Linked DNA regions of Homo sapiens: region 2 is linked to region 1. A link is a contact called in ENCODE Hi-C data. All regions are on one chromosome and are shown on one strand. Each heading gives the region's core, a stretch centred on a gene start or an enhancer-like site at or near the end of the contact. The rest is flanking DNA. Distances are from core to core; before and after follow the strand shown.

Evidence for each region. Hi-C counts contacts between places; a loop is a spot of excess contacts on that map. Pooled maps may share reads with other maps.
Region 2: a loop to region 1 is called in a map of gastrocnemius medialis, with 3 times the contacts of the local background. The contact joins two enhancer-like sites. A Hi-C loop is called at or near these places in 2 of 168 maps with a recorded cell type or tissue (gastrocnemius medialis and pancreas) and 5 of 50 pooled maps.

What each region holds. Positions count from the first base shown.
Region 1 is chr6:7,132,190-7,139,114 of GRCh38, reverse strand. The region is part of intron 1 of RREB1 (ras responsive element binding protein 1); the gene reads right to left. Among named protein-coding and RNA genes, the nearest start is that of RREB1, 28 kb to the right of the region's middle. RefSeq lists an enhancer at 2,034-2,103. Within about 2 kb of position 2,079, at least 32 of the 41 ENCODE cell types and tissues checked have a DNase peak (open chromatin) inside an H3K27ac peak, as active enhancers do.
Region 2 is chr6:6,927,382-6,934,454 of GRCh38, reverse strand. No RefSeq gene overlaps it. Among named protein-coding and RNA genes, the nearest start is that of LINC03055, 45 kb to the right of the region's middle. Within about 2 kb of position 3,770, at least 3 of the 41 ENCODE cell types and tissues checked have a DNase peak (open chromatin) inside an H3K27ac peak, as active enhancers do.

The sequences.
Region 1 (6,925 bases), core at 830-3,329:
GGCAGGCAGGGCAAGGGGCAGCCAAGCAATTCTGGGCCTTACAGGAGTGTTAACATATTGTATTCATTCAGTGCACGAAAAAGTAGTTCAGTACTAAAAGTGAAATGTTCTCACATGTGTGAACCTTTGGCTAGAAACCATACACAAAAGTGAGTAAGGTTTAGAGTCAAATAAGGCTACCTACTAAGTTAGAAAAAAAATCTTTTCATTATTTTTGTAATTGTTTTACGTAACTCATGAATAAGGTAAACTATACTCTTATTACGGAGGATTACCTTCTCCAGCAACTAGGAACAAGTTACTTTTAAAAACAAAACAAAAAAAGTGTCATCTAATTGCTCCCATGAAACAATCATATTCATGTCACTTTTGTCCCAATATGCTAGCATATATTGATTTTTAAATGTGTATACTGGTGGGTGCCTTAACCCACTTGTGAATTTCTGGTATTAATAAAGAAATACGAGTGTGAGCTAGAAAACTGTCAATTTTCAGAGCACTGTTTAAAACAGGGCCAAACAGATACATAAATCTATAAGAGCTTTGGATAACAACCACCACTTTGACCTTGGATTACAATGACTAAACTTTCATTTTCTGAAGACTTACAAAAGCTAATCATTTGGGGTAGCTCAAGTTTGAGGGGAGATTCTTTTGTTACTGTTTTTAAAAAGCTCAACTGGATAGTTAATTTAAAAAATATTCAAGTGTCTTTCAGATCCTTCAGAATGAAACTTCAAAATGTTCAACGTAACAGTTTCCTCCCTATTCTGGGTGTGTGCCGAAGTTTTCCTTCCCACCAATTAAGAGAGAAGGCTGGGCCCAACTGAATTATTTGGACAGGAGTTTGATGTCAGTTAAATACCACAGTAACTGGCATTTTCTATCACCTCCAGACTAAAGGACAAATGCCTAATTAACATGGACCAACATGCAGCTTAAACTGGAAAAGTGCCTGTCCTTTTTCTTTCTTTTCTTTTTTTCTGAAAGATTTAGGTCTTTAACATCCTTGAGTTAAAGTGCACAAAGGGTGTCTAATGCCATCTGACTGAGGTGTAAAAGTCTAATTAACTAATGCTTTTTGCAGTGATAGTAAATCAGTTAACATTATTAATCTTCCTGACTAGGCGTAAGTGAGTGAGGAGGGCTATTGAAAAGGAGCTAAACAGTTAGACTGGGTACCCTTGAAAAAGAAAAGGAACTCTGAAAGTGATGACTGATGATACTGAAAATAACTGAGATACTTAAAATCCAACCGCTCGCCGGGCCTACCACCAGGCAAGAGACTCTGAAAGCTGAGGCTGCAGCTCCAGGGCAGGGAGAGGAAGAGGAGGAGCTAGGCGGCCGTGAAATGACTCTCATCTCCCATCCTTCCCTCCCAGCATCACCGAGAGAGACACGACTCTCACGTGCTGGAGGCTTCCCTGCCTTAAATTAACGCTGTACCTTTCCAACTAATGTTTTCAGTAGACCAAACAAAAGTTTGGAGTAGTTTGAGCAAATGACTCCAACAGTGGAGCCAGTTAGGCTAGTTTCAATTCATCAACAACTATCTTAGCATCTGGCTTCTTAGTTTCATCTGCCTATGTGTTTGGCATCCAAAAATGCGCATGCATATCATACTCATGTTAGCAAACCATACTTTATCAAAGGCACTTCCTGCATGTAAACATCTGAAGAGAAAAGGCCAACAGCCAAACAATTTCTGTACCAGGGCTTGGTCTGTCTGTCCTGAGACAATGGCAGTAACTGCAGTCATGCCCTCCACCCTCTTTTCTGGATTCCAACCCTCTATTCCCTGCCTCCCTGTACCCGAGTCTATAAGGCAGCTCCTTCCCTGGGGGCTCAGGGGGGAAGGGAGAGGCATCAGGTCTAGCAGGCACTCTCTTGGTCCCTTGCCTGCTCCTGCCGCCTCCACCCAGGCCTTCCCAGGAAAGCCAGGGGACAGGACTGCTCAACTCCTGACAGCAGCTGGATGTGACGAATTAGCTCTGGGCTTTGGGGAGGGAACTCCCCATGTTGAGGCACTCCCGTCGCCAGATCCTGGGTGATGACCCTAAACCCAGCAAGCTTCCTCCATCTTCTCGAAGAACATCTCAAAGGAGCAGAGTTGGAAAGGGAAGTGAAAGAGGGAGGCCAGGTGCCGCGGTGGCTTCATCTTTTCCCCTCCTCAATATTTCTATCAAGTTTCTGTTTCACTGCCACCTCACATAAGGGGGATATGAACCTATGCATACCTTTTTAATAAAATTCTGAGGCAAACACAACACGTTTGGTTAACGACGGGCTTTCACAAGCCACCTGATAATAAAGAACTCTTGAAAACATCAGGCTTCAGAACTCAGTTCATCCTGAATAAAGATATTTATGCTTTATTTATTGTTTTAAATGTCTTTAGAGGCTGTTATTTGTTACTTTGCACACCATTATACCTAAAAATCACCTCTTCTGTTCAAAAAGGTAGGTTCAAGAGAAAACTTTTCATTTGTACTCCTAAGTTAATTATATATTCATGACCTCCTCCTCAAATAATGTCTCAGGCTGAGGGTAGTGGCTCATGCCTGTAATCCCAACATTTTGGGAAGCTGAGGATAGCGGGTTGCTGGAGCCCAGGAGTTCGAGACCGGCCTGGGCAACATAGCAAGACCTTATCTCTATTTAAAAATAAATAAATAAATAACATCTCTTACAAAATCCTGTTTACTATTATCTCCATATTGCCTAGCCATTGGGATCTGAAGCTACTGAAGGGGGGAGAAATCCTAGCCAATTAAACAATTCTTCAAAACAAACTAAAATCCTTAAGATATAATTTATAACTCATTTCAACTTTTTAAAATACGGGCATTACTGACATCTATAAACAAAGGCAAGAGAGAAGGTGCAGATGAAGTCCCTTTTCAAATCAAACTTCTACTCAAATCAGAATTGTAAAATTGTTTTAGAATTCTTAAAATAAAGTTTGGTGGGTTTTTTCCCCCAGAAACCTGTGTGAGGTCAGTTCCATCAAAAGTCATCATCACCCCTGATCACCTCCTCAGACATGGGAATCTCACTCAGCTGAGACCAACAGTTGGAGGAGGTACTGGTCCCATTGTACAGATGGTCACAGCCCTTTAATTGAGGTCAGCTGACTTGCTTAGTCATATGCCACCTCTCTCACCAGGTCCACCACAGGACAGTAATTTCTCCCTGCCTGTGTAGTAAAAATCCAGCTTTAGTATCAGCAGAAAATCCAAACAATGTGATCTTCCCAAATCCCATTCTTTCCTGTGCTCAGTTGATCCATACTTACTGTCTACCTGTTTTGCTAAGTCCCCTAGAGCAACTTGAAAGGGCTATAAAAGCTTGAAATAAAGATCATGTTAAATGTTTTTGAAAATATACAGATGGCACATAAAACTTAAACGGAATACCTGCTCCCAGTCCCAAGTCCTAGACAAAGGTAGAATACTAAGATGCTTTTCCTGTAGCTAACAAGCACATCAGAAATGAGGCAGTCACCTCCCCTGCCTGCATCTTGGAGAGTTAAGTGGTGCAAGAATGCTGTTGTTGTCAGAACCAGAAGAACAGCAATGAAAGAGGCATCAGCTGTGGAATAACCACAGCTAAGCCACTAGACCCCATTTGAAAAAAAGGAAAATGGAACCACAAGAGAATGAAGTCAGGTTTTTCAGAAAGGTCTCAATCTACCAGCTGGTCTTTTGGCTGCTGCCCTGCCTAAAAGCAGCTTTCAGAATGCTTAGAATTTCCCTGGATTTACGGTCCTAATCCTTTATATGGTACTTTCCAATAGCTTCCATCCTTACAAAGGTTTTTGTTTACGTTTACTGATTAAAAAGAAAGAAAATGCTGCCCATGGGTATCATTGTGTCACCTCCTAAGAAGGCACAAGGAAGATAATTCTACCCATTTTAGAGATGGAAAAACCAAGGTGTGAAGTATATCTTTTTCTGTTTTAATCATAATCAAGGTTGGGCTTGCATTCAGGACCTTACGTTAGTCTCCTAGCTAACAAACCCAGTCCTCTCTCTAATAGATCACAGTAGATTAATTAAAAGGGCCAAGGGAGAGTCATTAAGTATGTCCAAATGTTTCTTACAATCTGGCTGATTGCATTCTCTTTCCCAATAGAATTCTTTGAAATGATGAGGAAAATGAGGTGATATCAAGGGCTGCTCTGGAAACCGTTCAGTGTATGAACAGGTGGAAGAAAATATATCTTCCTAACTTGTCATACAGTGGCGTTTAGCTCTAGTTACAGAACTCCACTTGCGGTTCAGAACTAGTCTAATCGTTATTTTCCTGACATTAGACTTTAGGGTTACATATGCAGGATCTGTCTTCCTCTAGGGCAGGGGCCCTCCAGGGAGCTATTTCAAGGGATCCACTTATTCATTTGCTCATCAAGCATCTAGAAATCAATTAAATTTACACATATATGTACAATTATTTTGCAAGTATATGAAAATGCTGCTGTATTTAATAAAGATAAGTGCCACTAAAATGTCGATAGAGTTTTTCTGTCATTAGAGCTTCTCAACAGAATCTAAAAAAATAATTAAAATCACACTTGGTCTGGAAATTTTTTACATTAAAAGAGTATCTTACATTTAAAAAGATGGGGAATAATTGCTCTAGAATGTCCAAATAACATGACATTGATTAAAGAAAAACATCCAGTAAAAATACAACCACAGATAAAGGACACATCACATCATTCCTAACATTCACAACACAGTGCCCTATGTAAGAGAACAAACACCTTCCTCTCAAGAGAGGCCAACCCTCTAGCGAAAGGACTTTTTGAACTGCTCAATTTGTTTTTCATCAGTAACCCTCACGGGTTTGGGGTAATAAGACAGATCACATGCTATCCAAAAATAAACACACACATTTTGTCAGTTCAGTATTTTTCTCTTTAAAATAAATTTCTGATGAACTACATATTCACAATTTACCATAAAAAGTTTAATACTATGTTGGTTTCATGTAACCTAGAAGATAGGTTCCTTCACTCACACAATGAGTGCCCAGGGAATGCAAAATAATTATAACATTAGCCTATGACCCTGCCCCCCAAAATTATGCCACATCAAAATGTGATTTTCATGTTCAAGAATATTTGAATACACCAAAAAAGACTTGTCATATCATATTAAAATTGTAAAACATATGGTATAAAGACATGTACAAAAATGGGTTTTATTGTCCACAATAAATCCCATTTTTGTAATATGTGTATATATCCATAGAAAACCACCTAAAAGGAAATAGTAAAGTATCAACAATGATTTATCTCTGACTTGTGGGCATAAACAATTTTACTTTCCTTTTTCCTTTTTGCATCATTAGATGTTTTTTCCTTTGGGTTCATTTATAATTCTTCTATTATGGGCATAGGTGCAGTGAAATAATTAAAATTCTGATGAAAAAATAATTTTTAATCCTTAGGACTATTTATAATCTTAATTTAGGATAACTTGTTTTTTCTTCATATTCCTTCTTATTATGTACAATGAATAAGAACATTCATTCATTCATTCATTTACTTATTTAGAGATGGAGTCTCACAATGTTGCCCAGGCTGATTTCAAACTCCCAGGTTCAAGCGATCCTCCTGCCTCAGCCTCCCAAGTGGCTGGGACTTCCCGGGTGTGCCATGGTGCCTGGCTAAGAACATTTTATGATGGGTAAAAAACAATGTTTAAACAGTCCTGATTTTGATGTATTGGCTCTTGGTGGATTATTGATACAATCTGCTACTAACATCATAGTAGGAATAATTGTGGCTCCACCACAAAAGTTCATACAAGCCCGTCCAGGCACCTGGATTTGGCAGGGTGAGCTGATGTCTAAGAGAATGTGACATGCAAGTCCAGAGTTCCACATCAAGCCTGCCCCCTGCATCTCTCCAGGCCTCACTTTCCTCACCTGTAAGCTAAGGAGGTATAAGGAAAAGAAACGAACCATGCTTCCCTGAGGCCCCTTCCAGTGCAATGCTCTACGATTGTAAACAGGGAAAATGCAAATATCATTTAATCAAATCTTGCCAGTCATAACCCACTTGTCGACTTGCTCAGGATAGATGTGAACTCCTATCACCAATTTGACTACTTGTATTGCTTGATGGATAGTATAGCAAAGATAGAAACACTGCATTAATTAAACATGTTTTTAAAAGGTTTCCATGGCTCACAAATTTTCAAGTTTCCTTATCTGTGTGGCAACCCTACCCAAAATGAGGGCACATGCAGAAAAGAAGCTCCAACCACAACAAACACAGTCACTTACTGAATGTTGACATTGTATACCAGACACGGGGTATTTATAGTGTGTTATATTACACTCTACAATCCCATCACTTAGGTCTAATGACTTCCATTTTATACCTGTAAAAAAAAAATCTGTTAAAAGAAAAAAAAGATCTGTGTGTGAAGAGCAAAAGCTGTTTTCAACAATGGTGCATGCCTATGGGCAAGACACCCAACTGCTCTGTGTCAATATCGCCACCTGTGAAACAGGTCAAATAACCCCTACCGCATTCATTCCTTCAACAAATACTGACTGAGCACCTAGTATGTGCCAGGCACTATGGCAAGCGCTTGGGAGGCATCAGTGAATAAAATGCTTAAAAAGAACAAAAAGTGGCTGGGCGTGGTGGCTCACGTCTCTAATCCCACCACTTTAGAAGGCCAACGTAGATGGATCGCTTGAGGCCCAGGAGACCAGACTGGGCAACACAGTAAAACCCAATCTCGGCTGGGCACGGTGGCTCACATCTGCAATCCCAGCACTTTGGAAGGCCGAGGCAGGTAGATCACCTGAGGTCAGGAGTTCGAGTCCAGCCTGACCAACATGATGAAACCCTGTCTCTACTAAAAATACAAAAATTGGCCAGGCATGGTGGCGCATGCCTGTAATC
Region 2 (7,073 bases), core at 2,521-5,020, 210 kb after region 1:
ATGGGGTCTTGCTGTGTTGCCCAGGTTGGTCTTGAACTCCTGGGCTCAAGTCATCCTTCCACCTTAGCCTCTCAAAGTATTGGGATTACAGACATGAACTACCACACCCAGCTGAACTGTACTTTTTATAGTTTTATCCCCAAAACAGTACTTCCAGTATCCCTGACATAAATATAACCTTGAGAAGGCTTTTTCAAATTGCATACAATGCCCACCTTTTCCATCCTAGCCACAGTTATTTTTATGATTATCATCTTGTATTTCTCACACTGTTTTCACATGAGAAACTTAAAATTGTCTATGAATCCGTCTAATTTCATGAATTCTTCTGGCAATCCTGTGGAGGAGATGCAAGGCTTTGATAATGTAAAATTCCAAATATTATAGTATCTAGTGACCCAGTGTGATTCACTCAAACAACAGAGGAAACAGGCCCTTATAAAGTTAGCATTTGCTGTTTGTTTCCATGGTTCTCAAAGCTTGAGTCAGGTACCACTTCAGCCTGGAGTTGCTGTAGAATGAGCCCCCAGTAGAAGGAAGCATCACCCATTGAAACAAGGGTGCATCTTTCTTTTTCAGGCTTCATTTGGTTTCCACTGAATACCCTTATTTTGCACATGTCAACAAAGAAAATATTTCTATTATGGGCCGGGCGCGGTGGCTCATGCCTGTAATTCTAGCACTTCAGAAGGCCGAGGTGGGAGGATCACTTGAGTTCAGGAGTTCGAGACCAGCCCAGCCAACGTGGTGAAACCCCATCTCCACTAAAAAAACAAAAATTAACTGGGCTTGGTGGTACACGCCTGTAGTCCCAGCTACTTGGGAGGCTGAGGCAGGAGAATAGTTTAAACCTGGGATGGGGAGGTTGCAGTGAGCCAAGATTGTGCCACTGCACTCCAGCCTGGGCAACGGAGTGAAACTTCATCTCAAAAAAAAAAAGGAAAAGAAAAACGAAAACATTTCCATTATGGTTATAGTCAAGGTGTTTTGTGTTTTATTCTTTTTCTCACTTCCCATTTAAAAATTATCAAGTAATCATGTCAATTAAGTTTCTGTTTGCCTACGTAGCCTTTGTTACTGGTTATACTTTCTAGTTGGGATTTTAAGAATTAATTTCTACATCCAGCAATTTGAGAATAATTTGTGCAACTCTGCCCTATTTTTTTCTTCTCCTTGCTTTATCCCTCTTTGCTGTGTTTTCTTCTCCTAGCTGATGTCGCTGTTGAAGTGTTCTGATGAACAGTTGGAGAGTAATGTGTCGTCCCCACCTCCTTATGAACGCCCATCATCATCGAGGGTGAACGCATCCTAATACCCGAGCAGAGCAGTTGTCCTCTGTGAGCCAGGAGCCCTCGGGGACTGTGGTTCTCTTCACAGCTGCACCCCTGACTTGTTGTGTGAGCTTGGTGTGCCATTTAGCCTGTTTGTGTCTTTTTATCTCTGCTCTGAACTATACATGTCCCCCATCAATCTAGAAAACAATTCCCAAAGAATTATGACATCTTTGTCCTCGCAGACGGTTCATGAGGGTTTAGGAAACACTATGTTAGCAGACGTATTCTCTGGCCCTAGTTCCTTGTGTCGTTGGTACTCACACCGCTCACATGAGTGGGGATTGACTCTCACAGCTCCTGCGTATGTGTGTGTATGGGTGTATTTGTGTGTGTATGTGTGTATGTATGTGTATGTATGTACATGTGTATGTATGTGTATGTGTGCATGTGTGTATGTGCTTGTGTATGTATGTGTATGTGTGTATTGTGTGTGCGTGTATGTGTATGTGTGCATGTATGTGCATGTGTGCATGTGTATTTGTATGTATGTGTATGTGTGCATGTGTGTATGTGCATGTGTGTGTATGTGTGTGCATGTGTGTATGTGCATGTGTGCATGTGTATTTGTGTGTATGTATGTGTATGTGTGCATGTGTGTATGTGCATGTGTGTGTATGTGTGTGCATGTGTATGTGTGCATGTGTGCATGTGTGTATGTGTGTGCATGTGTATGTGTGCATGTGTGCATGTGTATTTGTGTGCATGTGTATTTGTGTGTATGCATGTGTGTGTGTGCATGTGTGTGCGTGCGTGTGTGTGCGTGTGTGTGTATTGTGTGTGTGGGTGTGTATGTGTTTGTGTGTGTGTGTGTGTGTTTACAAACACAGAGAGGCTGAAAATGAAATGCATCCAACAGCAAGTAGACATTTGCTCAAGACCCCTTCTTTGTCATCACACTCCTCTCTGCAAAAATAGAGCCACTGGCCAGTACCCCTATTTAAGACACCCTTATAGTGAATGAACTCTACACTAGCCTCACCTTTTTACCAGAAATATAAGTAACTCATTAATAAATACCCCAGATCTGTTCAATTTTCTTTCTTTTTTTTCACCCTATTACTACAGACACAGTGTTAACAATTTTCTTATTTCTCAAGCACCTACCTGATTCTTTGCCATTCCAAACAATTAAATATTTTTATATCAACATTTGCCTTTCTTGCTCTCTTTTTAAAACTTAATACCCCGAACCCCCTTTAAAACCCTCTGTGCCTTAGTCTTGCCACACAGACGAGAAAAGCGCCAGGTTCAGAGACTGTGCAGGATAGGAACAAAGCTGTCTGCTGAACCATCTGCCTTTTCTTAGCTGTAGAAAAAGAGAGGATTTACAGGTTTAGAAGGAGATTATTTTTCACAGCTTCCAGGCTACCAATATTCTATCCTTGTTTGCAAAATTCCCCCCACAGGTTGAGCAAGTCACTGTGACCTCTACAGAGAAGAAATGCCCCTGAGATGCACTCTCATTTGGAAAGATTCTAAAAAATACAGTTTGGAACTTCCGGGTTTGCCCCAGCCATGTGCAGTCCTGTTTGTGCTTCTCTCCTCCGTGCTAGGAACCTCCACCTTGACTCCCTATTTCTAGCAAACAGAAGGACCGCTGCTGCCTTCCATGAAAGGCATTCTATATCAGAGAGGGGCACGGAGGAAAGGGAATAAAACAAAAGTGAAGTCAATTTGCATTCAGATGTTGGCATTAAGTATTAATAGGGCTTGGGGTGAGGGTAGTTTCTCTTTTATTCATGCTCAGGTTGCCATGGCTGTCTGGGTTTCCAGGGATGGCAGAGGGGGATGGTGAAAAGGAGGAAAGGGCTACTGAGCCTTCGTGGAGCTGTTCAAGGTCAGAGCCTCACCCTGTGCCCTGACACTGTGGCCCAGATGGCTGAGAGCGAGTTCAAGGAACTGAAAGATGCAGAAGTTTCCAGCACAACCAGAGAATATCTGATTGGCTTCTCTTTAACTGATAAAGACCCTTGTGCTTTAAAAACAATACCCTGGCCAGGCATGGTGGCTCATGCCAGTAATCCTAGCACTTTGGGAGGCTGAGGTGGGAGGATCACTTAAGGCCAGGAGTTTGAGACCAGCCTGCGCAACACAGTGAGACCCCCATCTCTAAAAATAATAACTAACAAAAAATAAAAAAAAACAGCAATAACCCAAGCTTAGGCTCAAGAGGGAATATCAGCAGAGAGATAGGAAAGTGAAGAGTGGTACCATGGGATGGCCCAAGTTCAGATACCCTTTGAAGGCAGGGCTGGAGACTGTGTTCGATTGGGAATGGGAGAGGCCCTGTCCTCAGCCTGTGGAGCCACTGGCCCCTGTGCTTTCTTGTTCTAATTCACAGAACCAGGAAAGAGGAGAGGGTGGGATGGGAAGGGCTGGCACCCCTGCTGCATCCACCTCTAGCCTTTGGAAGGCGATCAGGAAGCTGTGCTGATGGTACTGGACGGGCAGCTGCTGACTGAGGAAGCGATGGCTCTGTGCCCAAGGTGGGCTTTGTGACCAGGGGAAGTCCTTTCCAGAGGAAGCCCTTGAAGCCAAGTATCCTATAAGGGGAGGATTCTGTGTCTTCTTTTTCTTACTTTCCTTTTTTGAGAAAGCCTCTAGACTCGTACCACCCGAGTCACTGTTTATTTAGCGCTCTTGCAAGGCTGGCTCTTGTCACCCGTGTCTGAGCCTGTCCCTGCATTAGCCTCTTCCAGGGAAGCCTGGAAATTTCCATCACTCCTCTCTAATGCAACCCTACTCTGCCCCAGCCAGACTGCCCTGGGAATGTGTTAGCTTGACAGCAGAGAGCAGTCGTTCTCATTCTTGACTGCTCACTTGAAGCACCTGGATGGATTTTAAAAGTTCAGATGCCCAGATGATACATGGTGCAGTCAAATCAGAATCTCTAGGGGTGGATCCCAGGCTCGGGAGTTTCTAGAACTCCCCAGGGTGATTCCAATGGCTGCCAAGCTTGAGGGTCAGCATGGGGCTTCTGAGTGCATCCAGATTGCCTGGACTCGATTCTCATCTCTGCCACTGGTACTAGTCTTGGCCCAGTTATTTTCCACGTCTGCCACAGTTTCCTCATCTGTAAAATGCAAATCATAACGGTACCAATAGCATATAGCATTAGTATGAGGATTAAATAAGTTAATATGTGCTACGGGCTTGGAAAGTGGCTGGCACAGTCAGTGCTCTAAGTGTTTGCCGTGTGTGATGCCAGGGAGCACATCTTAAGAGGGACTTGGGCAAGAGGAACAGGCAGGGGACAGAACCTGAGGATGTGTCTCACGAGCAGAAGTGTAAAGACCTGGAGGTGTATTTCTCCTGGAAAGGAGGAGGCTTTGTTGAGATAGGATGGTCATCTTCAGATTCCTATCAGATGGGAAAGAAATGACGCTTGTTCTGCATGACTGTGGAGGAAAGAACAAGGATTCAGTAGCGAAGAGTTTCCAGCAGAGCCATTCATTCACTCTGCAGTGAGATGGACAGTGTCAGGAGGAGTGACTTCCCAGGCTCTGGGATGTTCTAGCAGCATTGCGTCAGTTTTTGGTGGAAAGGTTATAGGAGGAATCGGAATGGAACGGAAGGACTTTCAAGGCCTTTTCTAGCCCATGCCTTGCATGTACTGAGCAGTGCTAAATGTTAGTTGTTATGAAATGCTGTCTTGAAGTGGGCAAGGCCTGGCAGGGGATGGTGGTGGAGGCTATCATTGAGTCTAAAACTGTGTCCAAGAGAGTACTAGGCTGAGCATGGAGGCTCAAGCCTGTAATCCCAGCAATTTGGGAGGCTGAGGTGGGAGGATCGCTTGAGCCCAGGAGTTTGAGATCGCTTGGGCAACACAGTGACAGCCCATCTCTACAAAAAATAAAAAAAATTAGCCAGGTTTAGCGGGGAGCAACCGTAGCCCTGGCAACTTGGGGGAGGCTGAGGGTGGAGGATCCCTTGAACTCAGAAGTTGAAGGCTGTAGTGAGCCATGATTGCACCACGGCACTGCAGCCTAGGCAACAGAGGAAGGCCTTGTCTCAAAAAAAAAAAAAAGAAAAAAAGAGAAGACCAAGGTCAAATGAGGTGGAGTCAAACCTGTTCTCAAATTGAGGGGTGAACACGGGGGCTGGGGTTGGAACCTGGCCCGTGCAGGCATTGGAGAGGAGCCAGTTAAGACGCCTGCCTAGGCCGGGCGCGGTGGCTCACGCCTGTAATCCCAGCACTTTGGGAGGCCGAGGCGGGCGGATCAGGAGGTCAGGAGATCGAGACCATCCTGGCTAAAACGGTGAAACCCCATCTCTACTAAAAATACAAAAAATTAGGTGGGCGTGGTGGTGGGCACCTGTAGTCCCAGCTACTCGGGAGGCAGAGGCAGGAGAATGGCGTGAACCTGGGAGGCGGAACTTGCAGTGAGCCAAGATCGCGCCACTGCACTCCAGCCTGGGCGACAGAGCGAGACGCCGCTCAAAAAAAAAAAAAAGACACCTGCCTAGGGGTGAGTATCGGGCTTCTGCTGTGAGGAGGGGTCGAGATACCTACAGGCCCTCTACTGTTAGTTCTGGACACAGGATAGATGGCTGGGCTGGCTTTGTTTAAGGCATAGGGTCAAAGAAGACACTTTCTAAATCTCAAGAGCTCAGCCTTAGTAGGTTTCCACCCAGGACGTCCGTGCGCCATACCGTGCCCTGTGCCTTCTTCACTCCCTCTGGCCTCCCTCTCTGTACAGATTCCTAGCATTTTGCCTACCCTGGGGGAATTCTACCCAGCCTATTTCACTTGACTTTTCCTTTTGGCGTGGGGCAGAGACAGCACTAGTTGTGACACTATGGTATTTCACTAAAAATCAAGCCACATGTCCCTTTTACTAAGTCAGCCCCACTCTCACCCTCTAGTGTTTGCCCAGCACATGTTCAGCCACATCCCTTGTGTGAGCTTGGTGGGTGGCTTCCGCACGGCGCCTGGTCCTCATTCTGCCCCACCCCTGCTACCCTCCTCTGCAGGGCTTCAGGGTTGTGATCCTCGGTCCTACTTCTCCCTGGCTGACCTGACCCCTTCAAGCCCAGTGACCCCCTTCCCTCAGCGTCTCTGCCACTCTGCATAGCCACACCCCGTAGGAGGCTCCACCCTCCGGATGGCCATCTCGGAAATGGCTTTGTAGCCACCACCCCGTCCTTCCATGGGTCCCACTCACTCGTTCCTGCTAAGCCTCTTCTTCGCCTTTATCGCGGCCCCTGGAGCCCCTCCTTGTGTTTGGCACTGTGGACCCGTCCTGGTTGCATCTGTTCCCTCCCTCCCTCCCTTTGTGGTGAAATGATTTGGCAAAGTTCTCAAAAGCACCTCCCTTTTCTTACCCTCTTGACCTTCCCCTGTGTCTCCCTGGGCAATCCTTTCATCTACTCCTGATCCCAAAGTGCTGAATTCCACTGAAGAGATTTGTGCCCCGAAAGTAATTGGACGCCCTGCCCAGTCCTGCTGGGGACGCTCCCAGTGCCTTCAGGCATGGTCCTCTGACTCCGTTTTTAGCTCCCTATCAGATTCCCAGGACAGCTGCTCCAAATCTTTTCCACTCTCCTCCAGCCCTAACTGACCCTGCTCGTTCCCCTCTCCAGAACAGACCTCTTCACTGCATTGGCTAAGCAAACCACCCCTCCCCACTACGGAGATTGCTGACTTTTTTTTTTTTTTAATGGGGATAATTTCTCATTCTCTTTTTCTTTCATTTTGTTTTGGGGGAGAAATGTTCCTTATTCTTTCTAAGGCTAAAG